2 separate regions of the Homo sapiens genome follow, and region 1 is linked to region 2. The links are chromatin loops, found by intact Hi-C in ENCODE. Cell type or tissue: HepG2. All regions are shown on one strand. Each heading gives the region's core, and the rest is flanking DNA. Links, peaks and the distances in the headings are about the cores only.

Region 1 (6,237 bases), core at 1,483-5,482, 480 kb before region 2:
CGTAGAAAACTAACACGGGTCTAGAACCATCTGGTATATTTTGAGGTTGGTCTCAATGGACTGGTCAAGAGATTTATGCCATGAGTTAGACTCTCTGCAGAATTTGGATGAATTAGACATTGAACACAGGTCTGACCCTCTATTGCTATGCAGGATTGGGCATCAGGTCACCTCCTGGTTGTGTTCAATATCAAACGTTACTCCAGGGAGACTGAAGTGATCAACTGGGCTTCTGGAGGCAGCGCTCCCAGGACTGAACGGGGCCCTGGGGAAAACCACCCCACATATGCAGCCTTCTAGATTAGTCCTCCAGCTCTGCTCCTTCCCTGGAGGGACACAAACAGGGTGGAAGGGATGACTGATTCTGGTCAGCACTCTCAGATGGGTGACCCTGGGCAAGGTGAAAGAATGTTTCTGAGCCTGAGTTCCTTCCTATGGAAAATGGAGCTAAGAACAGACATATTTTGCATTGACATATTTTGCATTATCACATTTTGCATTGCTATAAAGGAATACCCAAGACCGGGTAATTTATAAAGAAAAGAGGTTTATTTGGCTCACGGTTCTGCAGGCTGTACAGGAAGCAAGCCACCAGCATCTGTTTGGTTTCTGGCGAGGGCCTCAAAAAGCTTTGGCTCATGGCAGAAGGCAAAGGGGGAGCAGGCATGTCACATGGTGAAAGAGAGAGAGAGAGAGGAGGGAGGGATCTTTTAAACAACCAGATGTTGCATGAACTAATAGAGTGAGAACTCACTCATCACCAGAACAACACTAAGCCATTCATGAGGGACCCACCCCCATCACCCAGACACCTCCTCCTAGGCCCACCTGCAACATCACAGGCTTCAACATGAGATTTGCAAGGAACAAAACATTCAAACCGTAACACATACTTATCCAGCCATACTGTTGTGAGTCAGGAGTGAGAAAATGTGTGTCTAAAATTATATTCCAGGCCGGGCATGGTGGCTCACGCTTGTAATTTCAGCACTTTGGGAGGCTGAGGCGGGTGGATCACCTGAGGTCAGGAGTTCAAGACTAGCCTGGCCAACGTGGTGAAACCCCATCTCTACTAAAAATACAAAAATTTGCTGGTCGTGGTGGCGCATGCCTATAATCCTAGCCACTCAGGAGGCTGAGTCAGGAGAATCACTTGAACCCAGGAGGCGGAGGTTGCAGTGAGCCGAGATCGCACCATTATATTCCAGCCTGGGCAACAAGAGCAAAACTCAAAAAAATAATAATAATAAATAAAATTATATTTAAAATGCGAATTGTATCGGCCCTGTGTACTAAAGGAGCTTGTCCTAGTGAAATAACCACCTTCTTCTCCCAGTAAAACCCATACAAGGACTGACATTGATTTTAAAGCCCTGTGAAGGCGTCAGCCTGAGATTATGCTGGTTCTTCTCTTGCAGGTGAAGTCTATTACAGGAGCAAATACCTGAGAAGCGATACCTACAACACCAATATTGAGGCAAACAGGATTGTGGTGTCTGAGTTTGGAACAATGGCCTATCCGGACCCCTGCAAAAACATATTTTCCAAGTAACTGCCTATTTTAAATCTGAGCAAATTTCATGCTTTTTGCTATCCTTGATGGCTGAAATAACCAGCATTTGCTCCTCTGACAATTCTCTTTAGGGTAGATGAAAACTCCACATGACTGCCCTTTAACCAGAGGTGCTACACAGTTCTTGATCACTGATTGCCAGAGAGACTAAGAGCATTTGACAAATTATTAGAAGCCCTCCCACATGGCTGGTGGGAAAGCGATTTGGAATCATCTGTCAAAATTATAAATGCGTATTCCCTTCAGCCTAGAGATCTGCTTACTTGCATAGAAAATGACACATGCACCAGGTATTTGTCATTTATGGCTGCATCATTTGTTATAACAAGTAGCTGAAAACAACCCAAATGTTCATTAAAAGAGGACTGGTTAAATCCGTAACAGTAAAACTGTACGAGAAAATGCCATGTAGAAGTAAAAAGGAATGAGGATGTTCTCTTTGCACTCTACAGAAGCTTTTCCAAGATAGACTAAGTGGAAAAAAAAAAAAAAAGGAAGGTGTAGAAAGAGCATGTTATAAGCTGTACTTTGTGTGAAAAAGCAGTAAGAAATCTAAATTAAATTTTGCTTGTACATGCATAAAGAAACTAGGAAAGGATGCACAGGGGCAGATGGATGTTGAGGAGAGGGAGAGATTTTTTGCTGTATATATTTTATTTCATTTCATTTCATTTTATTCATTTATTTATTTATTTAAGATGGAGTTTCACTCTTCTTGTCCAAGCTGGAGTGCAATGGCGCAATCTCAGTTCACCGCAACCTCTGCCCCCCAGGTTCAAGTGATTCTCCTGCCTCAGCCTCCCAAGTAGCTGGGATTACAGGCACCCACCACCACGCCCGGCTAATTTTTATATTTTCAGTAGAGACGGGGTTTCACCATGTTGATCAGGCTGGTCTTGAACTCCTGATCTTAGGTGATCCACCCACCTTGGCATCCCAAAGTGCTAGGATTACAGGCATGAGCCACTGCGCCTGGCCACTGTATACATTTTAAATCATCTGGATTAGTATCCATATGAATGTGTTACATATCTGACAGTTAAATTCTTGGCCAGGGAATCAGGCCTGCCATCAGTATCTTCTTTCTGAAACTCTCTAGATGTAGAAGAGTTATGAAAGAGTTGAAGGGTGGACTGGCCCAGAGATGGAAGATTGCTTCTGCTTTTTTGAGAACTGAAGTCATCTCTCCCATTCCAGTATCCAGCTCTAGGGCTAGCTCAGAGCAAGCACTGAATTCACATTTGCAAATAGGAGGTGTGGAGTAGGAGCCAGTGAGAAAGGAGGAGGAAAGAGCAAAGGAATTTAAAACCACCATACTTACCTGGTAGGGGAGATAGCAGGATCACGAATTTGAAACCACGACCTGGAGGTCCTGGAACCAAGCCTCCTTTTTGTTCCAGTGTTTGCCAGTAGGAGGAGCACTCCCCAATACACCGATACAGGATTTGCCAATTTCATCACCCATAAACCCCTCTGGTTTTTCTTTCTTCTTGCTTTGAGTATACCTTCTGATCAAATGAGCTATGTGTTCTTAACTCATAATTAGTTTGTTTTCCTTTTTAAATTAAAAACTAATTTCCTGGATAAATTCGAGATAACCAGTGTGGACTCACATTCCTGGCAAAGCAGATATCAGCTACGTTGTTAGGCTTTGGGAGCCGTTACGGGTTCATATACGATTTCCGTAGAGCTTCTTGACATACTTTGGAACAGTATGTCTTGCTGGCTCTGATGTTAGAGACCTTTGGGTTTTGGGGAGCCCAGGAGGATCAGCTGGTGACCATGGCATTCCGGCCGACTCATTTCTTAGCTAACTCAACGTGGAGGTGTCTTTGGGGTGTCTGAGTTCTTAGGATTCCTCAGGTGACCCATTGGGACCCAGTTGCTTTTTCTTCCTTAGTTGAAGTAAAGCATTTTTTTTTTTTCTTTGAGACAGAGTCTCGCTCTTTCGCCCAGGCTGGAGTGTAGTGGCGCCATCTCGGTTCACTGCAAGCTCCGCCTCCCGGGTTCACGCCATTCTCCTGCCTCAGCCTCCCGAGTAGCTGGGACTACAGGCGCCTGCCACCACGCCCGGCTGATTTTTTGTATTTTTTAGTACAGACGGGGTTTCACCGTGTTGGCCAGGATGGTCTCAATCTCCTGACCTCGTGATCCACCTGCCTCGGCCTCCCACAGTGCTGGGATTACAGGCACCCGGCCGAAGTAAAGCATTTTTAAGTGGTAGGAAAACTAAAGCCATCAAGGATAGACTTCTCTGGCTGGGTGGACATAGCCACTGACTCTGTTGATTTGCTTTTCTCCCCAGAGCTTTCTCCTACTTGTCTCACACCATCCCCGATTTCACCGACAACTGCCTGATCAACATCATGAAGTGCGGAGAAGACTTCTACGCGACCTCAGAGACCAATTACATCAGGAAAATCAACCCACAGACTCTGGAAACCCTGGAGAAGGTATCAACACATATGTAACCAGCATCACTTCCTGACTCAAGAAAGGGAGAGTCGGCGACGGCCGGGGTGAGGTTGCTCAGCCTGCAAGCAGCTTACCAGGGGAGCCCCTCCTCTAACACCGTTGGATCCCGTGCCCTAGCGCCACACTTACTGCTAGATGCTAGGCAGGGACTGTGTTGTTTTTATCTTCGTGTCTGTATCAGTTTCCTGGGGCTGATGTAACCAAGTCCTACAAAAAAGATTGCTTTAAACAACAGAAATTGGCTGGGTGTGGTGACCTACACCTGTAATTCCAGCACTTTGGGAGGTCAAGGTGGGCAGATCACCTGAGGTCAGGAGTTTGAGACCAGCCTGGCCAACATGGTGAAACCCCATCTCTACCAAAAATACAAAAATTAGCCAGGCGTGGTGGCATGTGCCTGTAATCCCAGCTACTCTGAGGCTGAGGCAGGAGAATCGCTTGAACTCAGGAGGGGGAGGTTGCAGTGAGCCCAGATTGCACCACTGCACTCCAGCCTGCATGACAGAGTGAGACTCTGTCTCAAACAAAAACAAAAAAAAAAAAAAAAAAAACAAGACAAACAAATAAAAAAACAGAAATTTACTCTCTCACAGTTCTGGAGGTTAAAAGTCTGAAACCAAGGTGTCAGCCCGGCCATGCTCTCTCTGAAGACTCTAGAGGAGGGTCCTCCCTGGCCCCTTCCTGGCTTCTAGCGGTTGCCGGCAACCCCTGGTGTTCCTCAGCTTGTAGATGCATCCCTCCAGCCTCTGCCTCAGTCTTCACACTGCCTCTCCTTATGGGGCTATGTGTCCAAATGTTCTGCCTTTTTTTTTTTTTTTTTTTTGAAAAAGTGTCTTGCTCTGTCGCCCAGACTGGAGTGCAGTGGTGCGATCTCAGCTCACTGCAACCTCCGCCTCCTGGGTTCAAGCGATTCTTCTGCCTCAGCCTCCTGAGTAGCTGGGACTACAGGCACGTGCCACCACACTTCACTAATTTTTTGTATTTTTGGTACAGATGGGGTTTCACCGTGTTAGCCAGGCTGGTCTTGATCTCCTGACCTCATGATTGGCCCTCATGATTACAGGCGTGAGCCATTGCACCCAACCATGTTCTGCCTTTTATAGAGACACAAGTCATTGCATTAGGGCCCACCCCAGTGCAGTATGACCTCATCTTAACTTAATGACATCTATAAAGACCTTATTTCCAAGTAAGGTCACATTCACAGGTACCCAAGGTGAGGACTTCAACCTATCTTTTTTGCAAGACACAATTCAACCCATAACTCTGTTCATAATTCTTGGCACTGAGGGAGTTCACTGAGAATTTGAATGAATGACTGTTGAAATGCCTGCGATTCTCAGCAATCCTACCTTCTATTGACCTGAAGAGGGAGGCATTAGGCAAAAAGCTAGGGCACAAAAATCAGTGCCCAAGCACATACCTTTCCTGGGAAGAATCAAGTCAACATTTTGGTGGGAATCAATAGACCCACTTTCAATTTTCTCCAGCTGGCTGTTCAAAATTCCGATGTCTCTGCAATACGTTTTAACGATCTGTTAAAGAGATGAGGCTTTTCTTAGCTGTGAAATTATGTCCAGCTCCTTTTAAGCTAGACGGCATCGGTCCAACTGATGATGCTTTCCACAGGGCTACAGAGAGGAAATGCTGGAAGAGAAAGGAGTTATCTGACTCTGGGCTGGAGGTTGTGTTTTTCTAGGGGAGGAAGCGCAGACGGTTGGTCTGCGGCCACTCCATCATTCTGCAGCTGTGGACTGCAGAGTGAGGGTCATTATTCAGCTCGTTGATCAAACTTCACTTTGACCAAATGTTTTTGTAACCTCTCCATTCCCAGAATAATCGTCTAAGAGAGGCCTAGAGATTTATGCTTCTGTGCAATGCAAAAGGGCAGAATTTAAGCCAGAATGACAGAACTGTGGCCAAGATTAGCTCGAAGGCTACCTCTCTGCCCAGGTCATTGCTCAGAGCTTTCTGCAGTGAGGAATCTTGTTTCCATGTTGAGGATTCCAGCAAGGTCAGGCAACAGGATTGGAACGATAGCCACAGAAGCACACCAGCTCCCTAACTCCCCTGCAACCTATTAGCTGTCTGAGTCCCTCAAATCCCCATGTGAGGTTGTATAAGGTCACAAGAGTGAAAGTCTTCTTTAAAAGCAAATTCTGTATCGTTTTCAGATCAACAGAGTGCAA
Region 2 (6,237 bases), core at 1,354-5,353:
AGGCACTGGCTCCATCTCACAGTGGTCCAGGGGCCACATTTGAGCCTCCCTTGGCCTGTCTTGGCAAGAAATAGAGAGCAGACATTTACAAAATGTTTGGTTATTCATTTGACAAATATTTACATGCGTCTACTGTGTGCTAGGCCCTGGGTTCTGTACTGAGTAGATGATGAGTGAGTGGGTGGATGGGTGGGTAAATGAATGAGTGGATGACTGGGTGGATGGGTAGCTGGATCAATGGATAGATAGATGGATGATGGATGAATAGATTGGTGGGTGAGTGGATGGGTGAATAAATGGGTGGGTGTATAGATGGATGTGTGGATTGTTGAGTGACTCATGGATGGATATATATTAGTTGTTTATTGCTATTTAACAAATCATTTTAAAATTTGTGGCTTAAAGCAGAAAATATTTATTATCTCACTATGTCTCTGGCTCAGGAATTTGGGATTGCCTAGCTGGGTTGTTCTGGCTCAGGGCCTCTCACACGGCTGCTGCAGGATGGTGGCTTGGTCTGCAGTTTCATATGACAGCTCGCCTGGGGCTGGAGGATCCACTTAATGATGGATCCCTTGCACAGCTATTAACAGGAGGCCTTGGTTTCTCATTACACTGGCCTCTCTGTAGGCTATGTGAGTGCCCTCATGATGGCAGCTGGCTGTATTCAAGGTCAGTGATTCTAGAGAGAAAGAGAAAGACCAAGATGGAAGCCAAAGTGCCTCTGATGACCTTGTCTCCGGGTCTTACACCATTACTTCTGGTTTTTCCTTTTTTTTTTTTTTACCTGTTAGAAGCAAGTCACAAAGTTCCACCCAAACTCAAGGGGAAAGGAAGTAATTTCCACCTCTTTGTGTTTTTTTTTTAAGACAGGGTCTCACTCTGTTGCTCAGGCTGAAGTGCGGTGGCGCAGTCATAGCTCACTGCAGCCTTGACCTCCTGGGCTTAAGCGATCCTGCTGCCTCAGCCTCCCAAGAAGCTGGGACTACAGGAACATACCACCATGTCCAACTAATTTTTGGTATTTTTAGTAGAGAGAGAGAGAGAGGTCTCAAACTCTTGAGCTCAAGGGATCCTCCTGCCTCGACCTCCCAAAGTGTTGGATTACAGCCGTGAGCCAATATGCCCGATTAGTTTCTACCTCTTGAAGGAGGAGTATGAAAGAATGTGTGGGCACAGTTTAATACCATCACAAGAGATAAATGGCTAGAGCAGCAATAATTCTTCCAGGGTGCTGAAATCTTAGAATGATTTTAAACCAGGGATTCTCAACAGTAACTTCATGTTAAATTCCTCTGGGACACTAAGAAAATATCAGTTTTGGGGAATCAACCTTGACATTCTTATTAGTCTGGGGAGTGACTTGGACATTGGCATCTGTGCTTTTGTTTTGTGGAATGATTTTAAGCTTTAATTGTGAAACCCAGCATATATGTTCTGCTTTTTAAAATTATAATAAAAATATAACATAAAAGTTACCATTTTAACTATTTATTTATTTATTTATTTTCAAGACAGGGTCTCACTCTGTCACCCAGGTTGGAGTGCAGTGGCGCAATTTCAGCTCACTGCAACCTTCGCCTCCCAGGCTTAAGCAATCCTCCTACTTCACCCTCCCGAGTAGCTGGGACCACAGGTGCCCGCCACCACACCTGGCTAATTTTTTTGTATTTTTGGTAGAGATGAGGTTTCTCCATGTTGCGCAGGCTGGTCTGGAACTCCTGAGCTCAGGTGATCCATCCACCTCAGTCTCCCAAAGTGCTGGGATCATAGGTGTGAGCCACTGTGCCTGGCCCATTTTAACAATTTTTGAGTGTCCCATTCAGTGGCACTCTGTACATTCACACTGCCATGCAACCATCCCCCTCAGTACACTTTCATCTTCCCAAAGGGAAACTCTGGGCCCATTAAACACAAGTTCCCCATTTCCGCCTCCTCCTGCAGCCCCTGGCAGCCACCGTCCTGCTTTCTGCCTCTATGAATCCGACTACTCTAGGAGTCTCCTGTTTGCAGAAACTACAGTATTTGTCCTTCTGTGTCTGGTTTACTTCACTTAGCACAATATCTCTGAGGTTTATCCATATTGTACCGTGTGTCAATTTTTTTTGTTTTGTTTTTTGTTTGTTTGTTTCTTTGAGATGGAGTCTTGCTCTGTTGCCCACGGGAGTGCAGTGGCGCAATCTCGGCTCACTACAACCTCCGCCTCCCAGGTTCAAGTGATTCTCCTGCCTCAGCCTCCTGAGTAGCTGGAATTACAGGTGTGCACCACGACGCCCAGCTAATTTTTGTATTTTTACTAGAGACGGGGTTTCACCATGTTGGCCAGGTTGGTCTCCAACTCCTGACTTCAGGTGATCCGCCTGCGTTGGCCTCCCAAAGTGCTGGGATTACAGGCATGAGCCACCGCGCCTGGCCATGTGTCAGAGTTTTATTTCTTTTACAGTTGACTAATATTCTGTTGTCTGTCTAGACCACATTTCTTTATCCATGCACCTGTGGATAGACTTTAAAAATCCACAGCGGTGGGTTTTTAAAGTGTCCTGGTGGTGCTGCTGTGCAATCAGTGATGAAAACCAAAGCCTGGATGGCACGGTGGCTCATGCCTGTAATCCCAGCACTTTGGGAGGCCAAAGCGGGTGGATCACTTTGAGGTCAGGAGTTGGAGACCAGCTTGGCCAACATGGCGAAACCCCGTCTCTACTAAAAATACAAAAAATTAGCCAGGTGTAGTGGTGGGCACCTGTAATCCCAGCTACTCAGGAGGCTGAGGCACAAGAATTGCTTGAACCCAGGAGGCAGAGGTTGCGGTGAGCCGAGATCGCGTCACTGCACTCCAGTCTGGGCGACAGAGTGAGACTCTGTTACATAAAAAAGAAAAGAAAGAAAAAACCAAGGCATAAGTCCAGCATTTCGCAAATCCTCTCTGCACAATAGAATCACCTGAGAGCTGTTTTAAACAATGCGGATGGCTGGCGCCTGTCCTAGAGCAGCTGCATCAGATTCTGGGCTGGGGGAGAGGTGGGGCTAGCCAGGAATTGAGTTCCTTGCAGCGCGGGGGAGGGCAAGGTGTGCAGAATTATTTCCCAGTCTCTGCTGCCTCCTGGTGGCACAATTGACAACAGTCGGGTAGTGACGCCTGTCAGCATGGTTCCTCTTCCTCTCCAGGGCTGGCTTACCCAGCCCCAAAGGACCCCACTCCCGGGGGTCTGGGGACCCTGAAGGCTCTTGTCTGACCCCTCTCCCCACCTGTATTTCCTGGCTGGCCTTGCGTGCCTCTGTGTTTAGAAGAACCGACGAGTTTATTAGAGAAGGAAAGACTGCACTGTGTGACCTTGAATAAGACAGTTCGCCCGTGCCTCAGTTTCCCTGACTTTCACGCAAGGATCACCACGGTTTCCTCTGTCAAGTTCCTGAGATGGCAGGCAAGCATGCGTGTTAGGGCTGGGGAGGCCACCGCGGGGAGGTTTCGTACCCTCAGCATAATTGCCATTAGGGGCCAGATCACTTGGTGGGGACCGTCCGTGCACTGTAGGGTGCTGAACAGCTTCCCTGGCCTTGACCTCCTAGATGCCAGTAGCATCCCTGAGCTGGGATAATCAAAAACTGTCTCCAGATAGGGGCAATGTCCCCTGAGTGCAGGATTGCCAAATAAAATAGTTAAATTTGAATTTAACTTTGAAAATTTGAATTTCAGATAAGCACATAATGTTTTTGTATAATTATGTCCAAAGACTGCATTTTTATTTCCTAAATCTGGAAACCCTTCCTGAGGGACAAAATCACTCCAGCTGGCACTAGCCAGTGCCCTTGTGAGTTTTTGACACCTGTTTCAAGAACTCACACCAGGCTGGGGGCTAAGGCGGCAGATGGGGAAGTTGTGGCAGGGGCGGAACTTGCCCCAGCCTGGCAGGGGGAGGGGTGCCGTCTTGCGGGAGTGGGACAGGCAGGCCCAGGAGTGATAAGCGTGAACTAGAGAGTGCTGTGCAGGAGGAAGCTGGGGCCGCCGTCGGGCCTTCTCCCTCCAGGGGCCCAAGAGCCACTGGTACTCAGTGTCTGGGTGGGGGCAGGGGGGATTTTTGTTCTCCCAGCACCTGCGGCTGTTGAGACCAGAGAAGCTGGTGGTCGACCACAGCCTGGGGTATTAGTTCACCCCTAGCTTCTCCCCAGCGAGACCCCAGGGCCCTTGGGCACAGGGGATTAAGCCTCTATCTGCTTACGTGCAAGCGGAAGAAATAGGCCCAGAGAGCAACAGTGGCGGGTCTGCAGTCACACAGCCAACTTGCGCTTGTGGCAGTGGCAAGGTTGGTGAGTATCTGAGTCTTCAGGCCACGGCATTTTCCGCTCGAGTGGAGCCTGGTAAGTGGCCTCTATTTCTGGTACATTCTCTGGGAGCCCCCAGTATTTTCCAGACAGAGGGCACTGAAGACAGGCTTTGTGCTGAGGATGGGTCACCTGAGGTCCAGCTGCTCCCCCGTACTCCTCCAGGGAAGGGCTGGGACCCCTTCTCCTGCGGCTGCCCCTAAAAGGACAGATTGTTGCTTTTGTGGGATGAGGAGAGACAATGTGGCATGGTGGTTAAGCACGTGGACTTGGAGCCAGACGGCCTGGGGCTGAATCCTGGCTCCGCCTCTCACCAACTGTGACCTTGGGCAAGGTACTTAAACACCCTGTGCCTCCATTCTTAATCCATGAAATGGGCATGATGAAATGACACCTACTCCGTAGGGTTGTTAGAAGAATGAAATGAATTAGTAAGTGCTCAGAACAGTGTGTGGGGCCGGGCACAGTGGCACATGCCTGTAATCCCAGCGCTTTGGGAGGCCAAGGCAGGTGGATCACTTGAGGTCAGGAATTTGAAACCAGCCTGGCCAAGATAGTGAAACCCTGTCTCTACTAAAAGTACAAAAATTAGCTGTGTGTGGTGGCCCATGCCTGCAATCACAGTTACTCGGGAGGCTGAGGCAGGAGAATCACTTGAGCCTGGGAGGTGGGGGTTGCAGTGAGCTGAGACAGCGCCAGTGCATACCAGCCTGGGTAACAAAGCAAGACTCTGTCTCCAAAAAAAAAAAAAAAAAAAAGAAAGAAAAGAAACAAAAAGAAAAGAAGAAAACCAGTGTGTGGCAGGTACGCAGGTAGTAAGGTTTACTTTTCTTCTAGTGACATTTACTGTCTTCCTTAGGAAGCTGGTTCAGTGGGGCTGTCGACCACAGGTACCAACCCTGCCCTCCCCTACAGAGTATGTGACGTAGGCACAGCCAATGACTGCATCCCAGTGCTTCGACCAGTCACAGGGTCAAGGGTGAGCACGTGACCCCAGCAAATGAGCACATCCCTGGGGCTGGCGTGCAGAGGCTCTGGGAGTAAAGCTTCCTTTTCCCTGGCCAGGTGCAGTGGCTCACACCTGTAATCCCAGCACTTTGGAGTCCCAAGCAGGCAGATCGCCTGAAGTCGGGAGTTTGAGACCAGCCTGGGTGAAACCCCATCTCTAATAAAAGTACAAAAAATTAGCCGGGTGTGGTGGTATGTGCCTGCAATCCCAGCTACCCAGGAGGCTGAGGCAGGAGAACTTGGGAGGCATAGGTTGCACTGAGTTGAGATAGTGCCAGTGCACTCCAGCTTAGGCAACAGAGCCAGACTCCATCTCAAAAAAAAAAAAAAAAAAAAAAAAAAAAAAAAAAAACCGAAACCAAACCAAAACACAACCAAAGCTTCCTCTTCCCACTGTGGGTGCAGAGGCCTGGGGCTGTGGTCAGCATCCCTAGCACATGGGGCTTAAAAAGAATGAAACCAACCCATTGAGGGTTCTCTTGAGTCCCTGGATTCACCTTGCCTGCCAGGCAGAATCCTCCCTGGAATTCCCACAGATGTGAGACAGTGAATCTCCCAGTTTGCTTAAGCAAGTTTGAATAGAGTTCTAATCCATGCACCCTCTGTGCCCCATAGAGCAAGAGGGGTTCCCCCAAGGCAGTCCCCTTCCTCCATAGACCAGCGCTCTTGGCCTTTGTTTTGATCCACCTGCTGCCCCGACATCCAGGCCCAGCCTCACACCGAGACACTGGCCCACTCTCAGGGAGGTGGGTCCTCCAGGTCTGATGTGATTAGAGCTCGCTTATAAGAGGAAACAAACAAACTTGTATTAAATACCTGCTGTGTGCCAGGTATTGTGCTGGGGCTTTGAGGTTATTTTAGTTGTATTTTACAGATGAGGAAACTATAGCTCAGAGAGGTAAAGTGACT

Evidence for each region. Peaks named below come from ENCODE experiments on the same cell type or tissue, not always from the same donor. Only the 100,000 strongest peaks of a DNase experiment are listed, where the experiment ranks them.
Region 1: a loop joins it to region 2, with 6 times the contacts of the local background. A loop is called at or near these places in 14 of 110 quality-filtered maps.

The regions. Positions count from the first base shown.
Region 1 is chr16:81,258,258-81,264,494 of GRCh38, forward strand. It overlaps BCO1 (beta-carotene oxygenase 1), which reads left to right. Exons shown (of 11, transcript NM_017429.3): 3 at 1,419-1,548; 4 at 3,879-4,026. Among named protein-coding and RNA genes, the nearest start is that of BCO1, 23 kb to the left of the region's middle. In HepG2, for the core only: CTCF peaks have their summits at 2,989 (motif pointing right) and 5,417 (motif pointing right); a DNase peak (open chromatin) is centred at 2,984; H3K27me3 peaks cover 373 bases.
Region 2 is chr16:81,735,081-81,741,317 of GRCh38, forward strand. LOC105369213 (a long non-coding RNA gene) reads left to right here and starts at 3,961. Exons shown (of 4, transcript NR_189584.1): 1 at 3,961-4,356; 2 at 5,180-5,299. It also overlaps a transcript of PLCG2 not described here. RefSeq lists enhancers at 1,340-2,272, 3,177-3,236, 3,463-4,245, 3,807-3,856. In HepG2, for the core only: a CTCF peak has its summit at 3,098 (motif pointing left); DNase peaks (open chromatin) are centred at 3,061 and 5,301; H3K4me3 peaks cover 363 bases; H3K27me3 peaks cover 467 bases.